Regions from separate parts of the Mus musculus genome. Here region 2 is linked to region 1. The links are chromatin contacts, found by Hi-C or POLR2A ChIA-PET in ENCODE. All regions are on one chromosome and are shown on one strand. Each heading gives the region's core, a stretch centred on a gene start or an enhancer-like site at or near the end of the contact. The rest is flanking DNA. Distances are from core to core; before and after follow the strand shown. Region 1 holds the start of Echdc2 (enoyl Coenzyme A hydratase domain containing 2). Region 2 holds the start of Zyg11a (zyg-11 family member A, cell cycle regulator).

Region 1 (6,123 bases), core at 1,141-3,640:
AGTGTGTGTGTGGGGGGGGGGGTAATAGGAAGCCAACTTGAGTGAGCTTGGTCTTTGTTTTTTACTCTGGATTAAGCTTGGATCTTGTCAGGTTTGGTGGCAAGGGCTTTCCCCCCAAGCTGTCTTGGCATTTCATGTGTAATATGGTTATTGTTGTTAAGCACAGGCTTTATTATTATTATTATTATTATTATTATTATTATTATTATTAAACACAAGTTCTCAGCAGGTAGCCCTGGCTGGCCAAAAACCTGCTATGTTAACCAGGCTGGCCTTGTACAATTGGAGATCCACCTGCCTCTGACTCCCAAGTGCTGGCATTAAAGTGTGTGTCTCCACGCCAAGCCCCAGGATGCGATTCTTCATTCTCTCTCGCCCAAAGGCTTTAACCAGACTCCAGGGTGGGGGAATCCTTTCTCTTCCTATATTCCCATAACTTTCCCTATCTGTCTATTCTGCTTTCCGTGAGACACTGGTAGTACTTCCTGTCTGCCGAAAATGATGTGCAGCAGGGTGTGGTGGCGCACACCTTGGATCCCAGCATCCCGAGGCAGAGACAGGCAGATTTCTGAGTCTACAAAGTGAGTTCCAGGACAGCCAGGGCTATACAGAGAAACCCTGTCTCGAAAAACCAGAAAAAAAAAAAAAAAAACCCGATGTGCACCACAGAGGGTGATGTATCCATCAGCAGGAAGGTGGTGGTTTAGATTTATTCAGAAAAACAGCTCTTTGAAATTTGGTGCAGGCCTTGAAGAGATGCTATAAAAAGCCCAGTGCAATGCCATCTGTGCAAGTGAAAATTGATTCGAGAGGCCAGCAAGACCTCCAAGTGGAGGCTGGAAAGATGGCTCCACAGATAAGAACACAGGCTGCTCTTCCAGAGAATCTGGGTTCAAGTCCCAGATCTCATATGGCCGTTCACAACCCTCTGTCACTCCAGTTCTGGGGTAAGAACACCTCTTCCAGCCTCCACAGGCACTCATGTGATGCACAGACAGAGAGGCCAGCAAAGGAGATAAGAAATGACCTTTTAAAAAATGTGCCCAGTGGCAAATGTAACCACTCACATTCAGTAATAAAAATAGTAAATAAGGGGCTGGAGAGATGGCTCAGAGGTTAAGAGCACTGACTGCTCTTCCAGAGGTCCTGAGTTCATTTCCCAGCAACCACATGGTGGGTCACAACCATCTGTAATAGGATCCGATGCCCTCTTCTGGTGGGTCTGAAAACAAGAGACAGTGTACCGACATACATGAAATAAATAAATAAGCCAGTCGTGGTGGCGTATGCCTTTAATCCTAGCACTTGGACTTGGGAGTCAGAGGCAGGCGAATTTCTGTGTTCGAGGCCAGCCTGGTCTACAGAGTGAGTTCCAGGACAGCCAGGGCTACACAGAGAAACCCTGTCTCAAAATAAATAAATAAATAAATAAATAACTCTTAAAAAAAAAAAAAAGTAAATAAGCGGGACAGTGGTGACACACACCACTAATCCCAGTACTTGGGAGGCAGAGGCAAGTGAATCTCTGAAGTTCAGGGCCAGCCTGGTCTACAGAGTGAACCCCAGGACAGCCAGGGCTGTTACACAGAGAAACCCTGTTTTGTTTTTTGTTTTTGTTTTTGTTTTTGTTTTTGGGGAGGGGGAGACAAATAAAACAGAAGAACAGGAAGAGACAGGAACAATACAATATCCAACATGGGAACGGAGATGGGATGAGGTTACATTGGAGAAGGATCCGCACCCAGCTAACGCACCTGAGGTCCAAACAAACATACCCACGCTTCACAGCGTATTTTTGTACAATAAAAGACCTTGCTGCCGCCGATGGTTGTGAAGTTTCCCTGTGTGTCCGTGGACCCTGTGGACCGTCCCTCCCTCTCTGGTTGTCCCCTCAGGTCCAGCCAGATTTGCTCCGCCGCCACCCCCACCCCCCACCCCCGTCCCCGATCATTGCCAAGGCTCTAGAGGGAAAAGTCCTGGCTAGCACTGTTGTCCTGATCTCCTGGCGCACAGCCCTGCTCCCAGCTCTCCTCTCGGCTCCACACCTCCCCGGGCCTCTAGAGAGTTTGGGGAGCTCCCCTTCTACCCTGGGAGCCCTGAGATCCAATCCTCCTGCTCTCCCGCCTCAGTCTTCCCATGTGTTGGGTCTCAGCACACAACTTTACCTTGGTTGGGACCTGTCAGAGCCTGCACTTGGATTTCGGGTGTCCTGGTCGTCGCGTGAGAGGCGCAGTCCCGGGCCCCCGAGAACCTCCAGGAGCACGGGAGGCGCAGCGCGCGGGGCAGTACGCGTAGCATCGGGGAGCAGGCCGGCAAGGTGGCGCGGAGAACGGGACCTCCTCGGCAGAGCTGGAAAATCGTAGTTCCGGGGCGGGCGAGGCCTCGCCAAGGGCTCCACCTACGGGCGGAGAGAAAGGTGCGGCGGTCCGCGAGCCTGCAGACCCCAAGTTCAGCTCCTTCGTGAAATCTGGGAATGCTGCAGATTTAATCCGAATGCACGGCTAGGAAGGTGGTGTCCAAAACTGAATGTGTTGTGTGCACTTTCTTCACGTGTACCCTCAGATCATGTCATTTCATCAGTCACTGTGGGGTGGTCTGCACCCACTGACAAGGTCTGCTGTCCTAGAGGCTGTAAGATCGCGTCTGGCCCCTCCCAGTTTAACTAAGAACTTTGGCTCACAGTTATGAACTGCCAGTTTCTGTCCTCCACCGGCCACCTAGCCTTCCTTTGCAGAGGAAAGAAGGGCAATCCAGGGTAAATCAACCAAGCATCTGGGGTGAACAGTCAAGATATGGGTGCTTTGTCAGGCCATCTAATAGTAAAACTCAAGCCACTGATTTTCGTATGTGTAGGAGCAGCGGGAGAAGAGTGTCTCCGTCAAACAGAACCACAAACAGCCAGAGATCATTCGTAGCTACGCAGTGATCTGAAGACCACCCTGTGGCAGACAAAACGAAATAACACAGCAAACTATACAATCTATTTTCAAACTGCTAAAAGGAAAAACAAAAAACAAAAAGACCCAAAACCCTGTTTGTCAAGAATCCCACGTTTAGCAAACTGAAGAAGAAGCTGGGTGCTATGACTTTAATCCCAGATCTCGGGCAGATTTCTGTGTTCAAAGCTAGCCTAGTCTACATATTGATTTTTGGGTCAGCCAGGGAGCTCCACTGAGACGCTGTCAGAGAGAGAGAGAGAGAGAGAGGCAGAGAGAGACACAGAGAGAGACACACAGAGAGAGAGAGAGAGACAGAGAGAGAGGACAGAGACAGAGAGAGAGACAGACAGAGAGAGACAGAGACAGAGTCAGAGGAGAGAGAGAATTCTTGCAGACCAGGAATGGCTATGTGAATATCAGACAAGATGACTTTGTCTATCTTTATGTTGTGTGAAGGGTTTGCCTGTGTACCACTTGTGTGCCTGGTTTCCAGTGACAGAGAGAGGGCAGACAGTCTTTGCTTTTTTAACTGGAAAGACAGGCAGATTGCTGTGACTTAAAGGCAGCCAGGGTTATTTAATCAGACCCTGACTCAATTTTTTAAAGTCTTTTAATCTAAAAAAATTATTTGTATTTTTTGTGCATGAGTGCTTTGCCTATGTGTGCATGTGTACCACAAGTTAGCCTGGAGCCCACAGAGCCATAGAGGTGTCATCTGAAACTGGAGTTACAGACATTTGTGAGCCATCACGTGGGAGCTGGATATCGATTAAGGGTACGTGCAAGAGTTACAAGCTCTAGACCCAATTCACATTCAAATTCGATGAGTTTGTTTCTAGTGCTAGTCAGAAGGACTGGCAGTTCTTAGTGCCAACAATGTGTGCCTTGCAGAAGTGGAGGTTAGGGAGGTTCTAAGGGCAGACATCAGAAAAGTATGCATTACAAAGATCCCTGGACCTCAGAGCTGCATGGGAAAATCCTTCCTTCCTGATACATAGTAACAAAAGGCATTTCACCCCTCTCCCACAATGCTAAGCAGACTTTACAGAAGCAAAGGCAGTTTGTTAATGCCTCACAGTCCATTATCCTGTTCTTTCCGTTTGGTTTGGCTTTTCAAGACAGGGTTTCTCTGTGTCGCCCTGGCTGTCCTGACTTTCACTCTGTAGATCAGTGGCCTTGAACCTGGAGATCCTCCTCTGCCTCCCAAGGGTAGGTTTTAAGGGCGTGGGCCACCACCTTATGACTCCACTTTCTTTTTCTTATCACACCTGAAGGTCACTGGAATCTCTAAGGCATTCCAGAGCAAAAGGTAAACAGTCCTTAAGGGATGCCTGGCTCTGTATCAGTCTCTTTAGTCATCACGGGACCTATGTAAGTTAACTCATGATGTAGACCAGGCTGGCCTCGAACTCAGAAACTAGCCTACCTCTGCCTCCCAAGTGCTGGGATTAAAGGTATGTGCCACCATGCTAACTGATTGATCACTCTTATGGTTCTTCAAAAAGTTCAAAAGAATCCCTGTTGCTTGGGGGGAGGGGGGTGAATCAGCTGCTAAGAGACAATGGGTGTGCTCTAGTACACAGCCTTGCCCTCCTCTGAGGGTGGTCTTGGTAGGTTCTGTTGTTCTTGGAATTCAACTTGATTTCAGTTAAGACAAGGACTAATTTCACAGTAAAAGACTTATGTAACCACGGTGACAGCAGGGAGACAGAAGTATCTTGCTCCCATCCCCAATCTGAAGAAAATAAAGAAATGTACCAAAGACTGTTCACAATGGCTCCAGTACAGCATCCAGGGTTTTCATTGGAATATAGTTATTTCATTAAGAGAAATGTTTCCCAGTGGTGGTGGCGCACACCTTTAATCCCAGTACTTGGGAGGCAGAAGCAAGTATATCTCTGAGTTCGAGGCCAGCTTGGTCTACAGAGTGAGTTCCAGGACAGAGCTACACAGAGAAACCATGTCTCTAAAATCTAAAGAAAAAAAGAAAGAAGGGAAGTAAGTAAGAAAGAGAGAAAGAAAGGTTTTCTAAAGACAAAACAGAAAGAAATCATCACATAAAAGGAAATATAAATATTACAAATATGAAATGTATTTTTGTTAAATAAGGTTGAAAAAGTAAAGAAATTCTTCGAATTGTCCAGTAGCAAATCTGTTTCATTTGAAGATAAAAGATTGTTTCAAATGGAAGTAATAATGAGGAAAGAAACCAGGGCTGGAGAGATGGCTCAGAGGTTAAGAGCACTGACTGCTCTTCCAAAGGTCCTGAGTTCAATTCCCAGCAACCACATGGTGGCTCACAACCATCTGTAATAAGATCTGACGCCCTCTTCTGGTGTGTCTGAAGACAGCTACAGTGTACTTACATATAATAAATAAATAAATAAATAAATAAATAAATCTTTAAAAAAAAAAGAAAAGAAACCAAAACTTAAGTATATTATAGAAGGCTTCAGTCAACAAGGCACAGAAATTATATGAGATAAACTATAAAGAATAGCATGCTGGCGTCCGACACAAACTCAGTGATCTAGGAATAGGGGAGCTAGGTGGGAAGTGCCTCCATCAGATTGGCCCGAGAACATGTCTGTGGGTTATTTCGTTTTGAGATATGGTCTCAGAGGGTACCCTTGGATATCCTGGAGCTCACAGGGATTCACTTTTTTCTGCCTCCAAAGTGCTGGGATTAAAGGTGTGTGCAACCAAGCGGGGGCCCTGCATTTTCTTGAGTAATGAGTGTTATGGGAGAGCGCAGCCAACTGTGGACAGCTATTCCTGAGCCGGTGCTGTGTTACATAAGAAAGAAGCAGGCTGAACAGGCCTTCAAGAACAAGCCAGTAAGCAGGAATCGTTCGTGGTCTGTCCTAGAACTCCCTTGGTAGACAGGCTGCACTTGAACTCAAATCCACCTGCCTCTGCCTCCCGGGTGCTGGGGTTCCAGGCATGCACCATCATATTATCTACACATTATAAGGGCGCCACAAGAGCCATCAGTGGTGCCCCTGGCACTGAAAATTAACTTTTGAATTGGCTTTTGGGGTTTTCAACAACAGAAATAAAATATAGGCAGTCTCAAAGGGGTCACGTATGTGCAGGAACCTGGAGAGGCTAGTGGTGTGAGATCTGAGCTGGAGTTGCAGTTGTGAGCTGGGAAATGAACTCTGGTCCTCTGAGAGAGCAGTAG
Region 2 (6,123 bases), core at 2,492-4,991, 53 kb before region 1:
TTCCCTGGAGCTAGAGTTAGGGACAATTTTGAGTCACCATATGGGTGCTAGGAATCAAGTCAGGTCCTCTGGAAGAGCAATAAGTGCTCTTTGCAGCTGAGCCATCTCTCCTTGTTCTTTAGCATGGATTAAGGTAACCCTGCATTCCCAGGGATGGCCCCTTCCCCAGGTCATTTGACCTGACCAGCTGCAATGTTAAGTCTCCACCCAAGCTAGAAATTCTAATCTGTTGACCAGAGAAGTTTTCCTTGAGTGAGCCTCTTATTGTTTTAGAGATATACAATCTAAATCTTATCATTTAATATTCTAAAGTGATTTCTGAACTCAGTCTCTATGTAGATTCCAACCTGTGGGGGGAAAAAAAAAAAGCCTGGCTGTCATGGTGGTTTCCGCCTTTAGCCCAGCCCTGGGGAGGCAGAGGCAGGTATATCTCTATGAATTCCAGGACTGCCTGGTCTATGTATTCAGGCTAGCCAGGGTTACACAGTGAGATTTTATTTAAAAACCAAACCAAACCAAATAAGATCAAGCCGTCCTGAGGCAGGATAGGCGACAGGCACATGGGATGAAGGAACCCTCATCTCTGAGGCCTCTCAGCAGAGGAGCAGGAATCCAGCGCAGTTAATTACCAACTGCTTATGGCCTTTCCCTCTGCCCAGTTCTAAACCTGCAGCTCTCTCAGAATCTCACCAGAAACAGAAGGGACAGTTGTTGGTTGTCATGGTTTTACCTCCTCCAGCCAATGCAGGGTCCAAACCACCTCAGTTATCAAAAGGGGTGGGAGTGTTTCTTAGCCGTCCTTTGAGATGGAACTTGAGAGCTGTCAAAACAGTGTATATGGCTAATGCTATGACAATTGGTTGTAGCCATACCTGGATAAGTCTTCCTTTCTGAGAGTCCTCCTTTTAACTCTCATGCTTAAGCCTATAGTAAGCTTTAATAGAATCCCCAAAGTTGGCTTCATCATTTACCAGCTAGTCGTGAAATTAATCCTTTTAGCATTGAAGCCACAAATCCCAGTATCTGGAGTTCAAGGCCATTCTCAGCAATATAGTAATTTATAGGCTGTCCTGGGCTCCATGATACTCTCTCAACGAACATTTCCAGGGTCTGGCAAGGTGGCTCAGTGGGGTAAAGGTGCTTGTGCCATATAAGTTTGAAATCCTAATGTCAATCTCTGATACCTATGTAAAGGTATAAGAAAGAACTTACGGGGCTGGGGAGATGGCTCAGAGGTTAAGGTCCAGAGGTCCTGAGTTCAATTCCAGCAACCACATGGTGGCTCACAACCATCTGTAATGGGGTCTCTGACATCCTTTTCTGGTGTGTCTGTAGACTGCAACAATGTACTCATCTACATAAAACAAACAAACAAACAAACAAATCTTTTTTAAAAAAGAAAAGGAAAGAAAGAAAGAAAGAAAGAAAGAAAGAAAGAAAGAAAGAAAGAAAGAAAGAAAGAAAGAACTTTCTCCACAAAGTTGTGGCAAACATCTTTACAAGCTGAGCCATCTCACTGGCCCACAAATATGCTCTTCTCTTTTCTTTTTTCTTTTGAGATAGTTTCTCATTATTCAGAACTGTCTGTCCTGTCCTGGAACTGGAACTCTCTATGTAGAGCAGGCTGGCCTCAAACTCACAGAAACCCACCTACTTCAGCCTCCTCCTAAGTGCCAGGATTAAAGATGTGTGCCACTAAACTCTTTCTTTTTGGAGGGGGTGGGGGGGCACGCTTGGTTTTTTGAGACAGGGTTTCTCTGTGTAGCCCTGGCTGTCCTGGAACTCACTCTGTAGACCAGGCTGGCCTCGAACTCAGAAATCCACCTGCTTCTGCCTTGCAAGTGCTAGGATTAAAGGCGTGCACCACTACACCTGGCTGTTTACTTTTTAAATGACCAACAATAAATAGAAAAACAATGTCAGAATAAAGTCCTGGGGTTTCAGTGGGTAAAACACTGGCTGCATTTACCTCACAACCTGAATTTGACCCCCAGGTCCTACTGTGTATGCAGGACACAAAGACACACACACAGACATAGACACATACACACACACAGACATAGACACACACACACACCAGCAGTAACAAAACCCTGCCACAAACAAAAGACATAACATACACATATATAACTGTAAAATAAACTTTAAGAACAGAAATCCAGACAGTCTTTCAAATGCGATATATTTAGGTTTTGGGCCAGCACTCCTGACTCTTGTGTCTCCCAAATTCTGAGATTGCAGACGTTCACCACCGCCATGCCAACTTAAATCACAAATTTGAATAATGAGTCTTTGATTTATTTTGGCCCTACCCAGTCCAGAACTCACAGAGTTCAATCTGCCTCTGCCTCCCTCGAGTGCTGGGATCAAAGGCCCATGCTTTCCCAGGTAAAATCCCTTCATCCTGGCTCTTACTTCTAACCTTCAGTTTCCGCAATGGCTTGTTCTCATTCCTAAAATTCTGTTCTTGCAGTGTGCGGAGTGAGTGGTCTAACAGCCACGCCCCCACATGGCTAGCAGCCACGCCCCCGCATCGCTAGCTTTGTAGTTACTTTCAAGGACAGCTGTATACAACTCACCTTGCACCTTGGGAGGTGGAAGTGGAAGAATCAGTTCAAGGTCATCTTCAGCTATAATGCAAATTCCAGGCTGGTGAACAAGAAAACAGACCGCTGAGGGAAGCGTAGCCTGGTCCTTTGTTCTTGAAAACTAATTTTAACATTTGAATTCCTTCATCTAGCACGAGCCTGGGAAGTGCCTGAGTACAAACCTTATCTTTAGCAATCCTGGTTTCTGCCTGTGTGCTCTCACCTGATCTTACATGTAGTTGATAAAAATTAGGCTTCAGATACCCCCAGCAATCCAAGAGATTGGGCTCTCTGTCTCTGCCTTTCACCTGTCTGTCTAGGTCTCTTAACAGCATTGGCCTGGATCCGAGCAATAGTTGTATGTTAAATAAGATGGTCTTAAAGTAATGGGGGCTGAGGTTAGTTTCAAACTAGTTTTCAGAAGAAAACCTTCAACCTTTGATCCTGTTTCCACTTCCCTGTGCTCTTATAAAAATAGGTGCTGTGTTTTGTTTTTGAAATTTTATTGTGTGTGCGTGTCGTGTGTGTAAGCAGACGTTAACACTGCACTCTGTCCCCTTCCAACCAGGTTAGCAGCCTCTAGAAATATTTTGTACCGTTAATCCTCATCAAGGAGTCAAAACGTGACTGGTATCTGGGGCAAAGCCTTTGAAAATGCTTTTTAATTTGTTTAAAGCACTTAAAAATCTGGCACGTGGTAGAGCCCTGGCCTACAATGCGCTCTAGATTCCTTATCTAACTCAAAAAAAAAAAAAAAAAAAAAAATCAAGCCCTGGTGGGTGGCTACTTCTTTAATACCAGTACTTTGGAGGCAGAGGCCGGTGGACGTCTATGAACTTGGAGTTCTAGGACCAGCCAGGGCTACACAGAGAAACCTTATTTCAAAACCAAAACCAACCAAACAAAAAACAAACAAACAAAAAAACACCCCCCCCCCACAAAATACCCCCCCATAAAAAGAAGAAACAAAATAAAAATGTACAATGAGGAACGCTGTGCGTGCTATGCGAACGCCCTCGGCAGCGTGGGTCTCAGGGCGCTCGGCCTCCGAGGAGTGAATAGGAGTTGGGTGGCTGAGGCTGGAGAGCGAGGACCATTGGGCGTGCGGCGGGGGCGGGGTCGCGGCGGACCTGTGCGCGGCGTGGGGCGGCCATTCAAACGCCGGCCGACCTTCCTGAGCTCTCCTCCCGTGCCGGGCGACCTTCCTGCGCTCTCCTCCGGGGCGCCGGGGCGCGACGTCGGCGGCCGGGCTCGCGTGGGCGGCGTCGGCGTCATGGTCCATTTCTTGCATCCGTTGCTGTGGCCGCGGGCCCTCGTCCTGCCCGACGCCCAGCAGGACGCGCAGGGCCACTGCTTGGTGCAGGTGAGTGTGGCCGCCGTCCGGGCTCCGGGGCGTCCGCCCGTCGTGCAGCGCGGCCCGCGGGCGGGCGGGCTGGTGCGGGGCGGCCTCCTCCGGGCGGGCGGGCGGGCGGCGAGTTGGGCGTGACGGTTCCCTGGAAGTCGCCGGCAGGCCGGCCCGGGCTCCGGGCTCCAGGCTCCGTGGACGCCGCGTCCAGCCCTCGCGGGGTTCCTGTTCGCTGCGCTGCTGAGGAAGGCGCCCGAGTTCGAACCCCAGCCATACTGAGCCCCCCGCTGCGCGCAGGCGCCACCCCCTCAGGCTAGCCCCGCTCCTCTCCTCAGACCTCCAGCCCGCCCGGTCTCCTCAGCCCGCTCCCTTCAGATGGCCTCACCTCAGCAAGCACAGACCCGCCCCTCTCCTCAGGGCCCCGAGCCGCCTCCTCTTAGCGCCCCACGCAGCGGCTCCCCTAAGTCGCCCACCCACCTGCCCCAGGAACCGAGTGCGGAAGGCGGCGAGCCCGAGGGTGACTGGGTCTACACTAGAACTTAGTGATCTTGGATGCTCAGTACCTGGCGGGGGTGGGGTGGGGGACAGCGAAAAATACACCGGTGACAGGCAGATGTGGGTGCTGGGAACAGAGTTTCGGCCTCTAGAAGAACCCTGTGCCCTCTTTTAACCTCTGAGCCATCTCCTTAGCCCCTATTTTAATTTTATTCTGGAAATAAAATTCCACCCAAGATCAGGCTGGTCTGGAACTCACTAAGTAACTCAGGCTGGCCTTGCATTCTCAACAATACTGGGGTTACAATTACAAGCAAGTGACAGGGGACCCAGCTTCTTTCTGCTTGTCCCTGCTTACAAGACAAGCGTCTTACCAAGTGAGCTACTCCTCGGGCCTTGCAGGTTTTAACTCATATGCCTATGTATTTTTTGGGAGTTAATAAAGTTAGTTCTTTGTATATCTCCATATTTATAAAAGGAGACAACATTTGCTGAGCCATGGTGGGACACGTCTTTAATCCCAGCACTCAGGAGTTAGTTTGAGGCCAACCTAGTCTACAGAGTGAGTTCCAGGAAGCCAAAGCTACACAGAGAAACTGTCCAAAGTGGAAAAAAAGAAGTGGGGGGGGGGGGGGGACAGCATTCCCAGAACTATAACAGATTTTGCTTTGGTAATATCTATCAAGAAATGTATTCTCTACTTCATTCGGTTTATCAAATTTATTGGAATTTGAAATCTTCATGGAGTTTTTTTTTCTTTTTCGAGACAGGGTTTCTCTGTGTAGCCCTGGCTGTCTTGAAACTCATTCTGTAGACCAAGCTGACCTTGAACTCAGAAATCCACCTGCCTCTGCCTCCCAAGTGCTGGGATTAAAAGTGTGTGCCACCACCACCCAGCCTTAAATTATCTTTTTAGTGTATATATGGTATCTGTAATTTTTCTGGTTATTATCTTCCAACATATACAACTTTTTTTTAAAGATGTCTTTATTATATGTAAGTACACTGTAGCTAGCTGTCTTCAGACACATGAGAAGAGGGCATCAGATCTCATTATGGATGGTTGTGAGCCACCATGTGGTTGCTGGGATTTGAGCTCAGGACTTTCTCGGAAGAGCAGTCGGCGCTCTTAACCACTGAGCCATCTCTCCAGCCCCCGATATACACCTTTTTTATTTTAATAGTTGTGGGTAATATCTTTATAATTCCCCTTATTTTGCTTACATGATGTGTAATTTTTTTAATTGTTTTTGACTTCTATGCTCTCGACTGGCCTCTAGCTCTTTATGTAGCTGAGGGTGACCTTGACTCCTGATCATCCCGTCTCTAAGTCACAAGTGGTAGGATTATAGGTTTGGACCTGTAATTTTTTTTGTGGATTCTTTGTAATGTGTGTGCCTTGCACACATTTATGGAGGTCAGATGACCATTTGGAGTCTGTTCTGTTCTGCCATATGTATTGAACTCAGTGTTTCAGCTTAGAAGTGAGCCAAAACGCAAATTCTATTGCTCTGATATACATCTGTGTGTGTGTGTGTGTGCGCGTGCTTGCGCGCTCGCTTACTGAGAATTTAAGATATAAGGCTCAAATATTCTCTCTCTTGGTTCACTCAATTTTTAAATTTTTACTTACTTTTATTTTAAGTGCATTAATGTTTTACCTGCATGTGTGTGTGCATGGGGTTGTCTGATTCC

What was found. Hi-C counts contacts between places; a loop is a spot of excess contacts on that map. ChIA-PET counts read pairs that join two places held with the same protein, here RNA polymerase II (POLR2A).
Region 2: POLR2A ChIA-PET joins it to region 1 with 12 read pairs in embryonic stem cell. The contact joins the promoter of Zyg11a here to the promoter of Echdc2 in region 1. A Hi-C loop is called at or near these places in 1 of 37 maps with a recorded cell type or tissue (T-helper 1 cell). POLR2A ChIA-PET finds 5 or more read pairs at or near these places in 2 of 5 experiments (both embryonic stem cell).

Annotation. Positions count from the first base shown.
Region 1 is chr4:108,161,704-108,167,826 of GRCm38, reverse strand. Echdc2 (enoyl Coenzyme A hydratase domain containing 2) reads right to left here and starts at 2,390. Exons shown (of 10, transcript NM_026728.4): 1 at 2,166-2,390. The coding sequence starts at 2,298.
Region 2 is chr4:108,215,661-108,221,783 of GRCm38, reverse strand. It overlaps Zyg11a (zyg-11 family member A, cell cycle regulator), which reads left to right and starts at 3,741. Exons shown (of 14, transcript NM_001167936.3): 1 at 3,741-3,951. The coding sequence starts at 3,862.